Regions from separate parts of the Homo sapiens genome. Here region 2 is linked to region 1. Evidence: read pairs that join two places in POLR2A ChIA-PET (ENCODE). Cell type or tissue: OCI-LY7. All regions are shown on one strand.

Region 1 (2,500 bases):
AGACCAGACAAAATGAGAATCCAGTTAAACAAGTGCATGAAATATGCCCCTTAGTCCACTCAGCCTGCAACACAAAAGCACAGAACAGGCAGCTTCTAAACCACAGACATTGACTTCCGTTCTGGAGGCCGGAAGTCCAAGATGGAGGGTCCCGCAGATTCCGTGTCTGGTAAGAACTGCTGTCTGGTTCACAGACGGTGCCTTCCTGCTGTGTCCTCATATGGTGGAAGGGCCAAGGAGTTCGGCAGGGCCTCCTACATGCAGACAGGAATTCCATTCACAGGGGATCTGCCTTCAGAGCCTAATCACCTTCTAAAGGCCCCACCTCCTAATACACTCGTGTTGGGGGTGAGGACTTCAACATGGGAATTTGGGGGAGCGCACACACTCAGATCACAGTAGGCCCCAACGATAAGAGAGTGTTCACCTGAGTTTAAATAGGGTTTGTTATTAAAATTAAAAACCCAAAAGTCCTATAAACCAGAGGCTGAACTACTAAACAAACACAAATAAGGTCTTATGCCTCTCCCATGCATTTCATACCAATAGAGACATCTGCCTATGACTCTTTCAAGAAATCCCTTATTTAGTGAGATATGAACTGGGCTCCTGCGATTTTACAGAGCTTAACATGATCAAAATTAGCCCCATGGACTAAAATTGCATTTGCACTTTAAGGAATTCTCTGTTCATATGACTATACTGAAATATTACAAGCTACCATTTCCTGCTGTGCATTGATTTTGAAAAATCATTTTACTGTGCTAAAAATATACCTAATATGTATGTTCTAAAAAGGTCTTTTTCTACAGAAACATTGGCAAAATCATCTTCATTGTTCATAGATTGTTGCAGCAGATCCAACTGAAGGATACACCAACCATTTTAATCGGACACAAAAGAACAGGCTGTCCTCACCTGACCACCACCCACAACAACCGAACTTTAATCAGACACAAAAGAACAGGCTGTCACCTGACCACCACCCACAACAACCGAAGGGCAGGGTGAGTCCATTTAGAGTCTCGAGAATTTCAGACGTGCATTCACTTTAAAGGTGAGATTATATTAATAGCAAAGTTTAAAAGTCACATTATACACAAAATTAATGAAATCATTAAATACCATAAATCTATTTTGAAAAATATTGCCTTATGAAGTAATTCTTATAGTTTTAATGAAAAATTATATAGCACTGTATTATTCATAAAGAACAGTAAATATTATTTTTCCAGCAGAAATACAACTTAAAAATGGAATTCACATTTTTAAAACAGAACTTTAAATTCCATTTTACTTCGAGCCTATCAGTATTTTCTGAAATGTGTCTAGAGTGCACCAGAAGTGTGATTTGAAGAGGACAAATGGTTTTCTAGCTCCAGAGTGGTTAAAATATAATCTGGGTAAGTAAGGAGAAATGGAAGTGCCTAACGAATCCAACGTGTGAGAAAAGCTGGTGAAGACAATTCATGGGGGATTTGATGCTCTGTGTAAAACAGAGAAGGAAGAAAGCCATTTAGTTGTGAAGGAGGCCCTTCGCAAATACCAGCAAAGGCAGCCCAGGACAGGGACGCTGGCCAACCTCTGCTAGAATCACGTTGCTGCTAGATAATGCAATGCACAAATAAAGTAACAGATCCAATAATGCAAATTTTAAAAGGGAGAAATTATGTTTATTTGCAAGTGATATGAAGTGAGGGGGAAGCTATTGCTTAGAATAAGCCCATATTTCCAGCAGGGCTCAGGACCATGACCCCAGGCTGAGGACTGAGGGTAAAGTGCCACTTGCCACATGGGGCCTCCGGGGGAAGTCGGGAAGAAACCTGCACAAGGATGAGACCGTCCCCCAGCAGGACTCCAGGACTCCATCCCCAGGGCCATGGCCACCCCAGGGCCATGCATGCCCAGAAACACCCTCCATTCCCTGCAGGCAGGAACAGCAGGTGCAGCTCCTCTGCCTGCCAGCTTTGGGACCTCTAGGACTGACCGCTTCCTGTCTGGACACCAGTCCTGTAATGCTCTCATCCTTGCTGTCTGAGCCTGGCCAGTTCCTACTGCCATCTCAGACGGCCTGTGGTCTGGTCCTCAGCAAACCCCTCTGGGCCAACTTCTTCCCTCCTTGTATCCTCACAGGCACCCGTTGCTGCCTCTGGCTACCCCCTGCAGCCATGCTGTCTTCTCTTTCACATCCTCGGCCACTGGCCTGGGGTGAGACTGGGTCCTTTCTCCTCATGCTCGGCCTAGAAGCTTCTCCCTCTTTCCTGCCTGGAGCCTTGCTTTAAACCCATGTCAGCACGTGACAGTGGTAGCTGCCTCTCTTGGGGTAAACAGACCTGACACGAGGTCAGGAGTGTCTGCAGCTTCTTTGGGAGCAGGAAGAACTTGGGCAGGGAGCAGAGAATGAAGACAGAAGTGGGGCAGCAGATAGGAGCTCACAGGTGCGTTATCAAGTCACCTCCACTGTATAGGGAGGAGATGCGGCCTCCAGGAAACTGAAACT
Region 2 (2,500 bases), 74 kb before region 1:
ATCCTAACACACTTGCCCATTTCAACATTTTCAGAATGGGAAAAAATGTCTTTAGGGCACAGTTAATATCCTTGTCAAAGACTGAGAAAGTCTGTCAAGATGGTGCATGTCCTATGTAAGATGAGAATTTGTGAGACAGAAATTGTATGTTTGATGAGTTGAATTCCAAGTCTCCTTTTATCATATTTTGTGCAGAACATTCATTCAATGCAAGAGGATCATCAAATCCCTAGGTTTGGGACATAAACATTAACAAAAGGCACCATCTGTTCCTGAAGGAACTAATGGGATGGCTTAGTCAAGAAGAGGGACGTCAGCTACAGTGACAAAAATCCCCACGTCTCAGTGGACTCATGACAGAGGTGTATTTCCCTGTTTTGGTGCTTGTCCATGTGGATTGATGGAGACGTTTAGCTCACTAAGGACACTTAGGGACCCTGGCTGGGGACCATCTCAAGGCATGTTTTCCATTGTCCAGCAGGAGAAAAAAAGAAATATGGAAGATCTTCCCTAGCACTTAAAGTGACCCTTTGGAAAAAACATCTCTTATGCTTGCTCACATTTAATTGGCAAAGCAAGTCACATGGCTGCACCCAAATTCAGAGGTGGCAGAGTAGACGTAAAGTTGTCAGCAGCCCAAACAAGTAAGAGATGCCAACATTGGTTTCTAAGTCAACTGCAGAGGGCTCTCCCTTCCCCTATCCTCCTCCCTTCCTCTTCCCTCCCCTGCTCTCCTCCATTCCTCTCCCCTCCCTTCCTTCTCTCCTTCTCCATTTCCTCCTTCCCTTTCAAGCTACAAAGAAGACCACTTTTAAAAGCCAAAATATAAAAGTTAGAATGTAAATAGAAAAACTGAAATCATTTGTAATAGAATAGACAGTGTCCTGGATGCAGATGCCCTCTCCTTACCCAAGTCTGTCCTGAGGGCAAGGTTTACTGAGTGCATCCTTTACTGTTTTCTCCAGCTGTGATTGTGAGATCTGAATCTGAAAAGAAAAAACATCCAGTTACTTAGCCCTAAAAGATTATTTCAGGGACCGCCTGTAAATATTTCTTGCTATTGATTGGATTCTGTAATCCATTTATTTGGGGAGCTGATTTTGGCATCACCCTCATTTTTGTCACTCCTATTCTGGAAGGCTCTGTGGCCACAGCTGCCCCATCATTGCTGTGCTCACCACGCCCTCTGCAAGCCTATATGTCCCACAAGCACCACTGTGTGTCCTGTCCAGGTCTTTCAGAACCAGGTTCTCGTTCATGTTCAAAGCCTCCATTTACTATCTGATAAGAGTATAAAAACTGTTTTTATTTGAATCTGCAATGGCTGTGCAAAACCGCTTAACTATCTTTAGAATATGTGGTTATGGTTTAAGACAATCTAACCCTGTAAATGTTCAAGACTACGAGTCTCACTAAGTCATTTACTCAGATGCAGACTGTGGGAGGTTAATTAGCAATAAACTGATGGCATCCCATGCCTCCACTGGGAAAGAGGAAAATGTCAGAGATGAAGAGCTGTTTTTTTTCAAACTCTTAGAGGAAAAACAATTTTGAAAAATTTGAGTCCTAGAAAAGAGAAGAGTGCTCAGCAGAAAATAATTTCTCTAAGAGTCAAAAACTGAACCTGTGACTTCCAGAGTTCTGTTTCTTAGTAACAGTGACTAGGAAGGTTGTGCTGGTGTTATGTGTCAATACAGGTACTCTTTCGAAAACCACTAAGAATAAAGTGAGCTAGAAGCAAGTTAGATTCACTTGAGTGAGATTGAAAGGATATAATGCATTTTTTTGTTAATGAAGATCTTGGGGGAGAAAGTGGAAAAGAATGGAAAGGAGGTTGAGTGTGTGTCCTGTAAGCATAAATACTGACGCCAGAGCTACAGGTGTGTGTATGGGAGCCAAATTCTGCAAGCCCCGAAACCAGAATGCAGGCAAGACAGAACATAAGAGGATGTAATGGACTCATGTTAAAAAATAAGAGGTAATAAGTAAATGCCAGTGATAGGATAATAAATGTGTATAGATGGCAAGCTAGGAGGAGATGTTGCCATAGAAACAGAACTTAAGAAAAGAAAGAGTTGGAAACTCCTCTTGAAAATGGTAGAATGATTAGGCTAGAAAGGGTGCAGGTCACTAACACAGCCATCTTCATTTCACCACGCATATTTCCTGCACCTCCCGATAGCGGCACCATCCTCCCACACAGATGCTGTCACAGGAGGAAGAACAAACAACATAAAATAGAAGAAGAGAAGAAAAGGAAGACCATGGCACACAGATGATGCAAGGAGAGAGAAAAATTTATCCTGAAACAACCTAACTTTATGTCTGTAACTTAACAACTGCTACCTAATTTTTAGTAGAATAGTAATTTTATTTTATTTTTTAAATGGCATAAACCCACTGTAGATATTCAAGCAAGACAAATAACACAAGCAAGACACGATACATTATCCCCAATTTTAACACCAGAATTTGTATTAAGTAATTTTTATTAGGTAAT

The links. Peaks named below come from ENCODE experiments on the same cell type or tissue, not always from the same donor. Only the 100,000 strongest peaks of a DNase experiment are listed, where the experiment ranks them.
Region 2: POLR2A ChIA-PET joins it to region 1 with 16 read pairs; 2 of 35 experiments call an interaction of 5 or more read pairs at or near these places.

Annotation. Positions count from the first base shown.
Region 1 is chr10:2,011,804-2,014,303 of GRCh38, reverse strand. It overlaps LINC00700 (long intergenic non-protein coding RNA 700), which reads left to right. Exons shown (of 3, transcript NR_040253.2): 1 at 1-169; 2 at 846-1,057. Among named protein-coding and RNA genes, the nearest start is that of LINC00700, 1.3 kb to the left of the region's middle. In OCI-LY7, no CTCF peak of the experiment used is centred here; no DNase peak of the experiment used is centred here.
Region 2 is chr10:2,085,776-2,088,275 of GRCh38, reverse strand. No RefSeq gene overlaps it. Among named protein-coding and RNA genes, the nearest start is that of MIR6072, 11 kb to the right of the region's middle. In OCI-LY7, no CTCF peak of the experiment used is centred here; no DNase peak of the experiment used is centred here.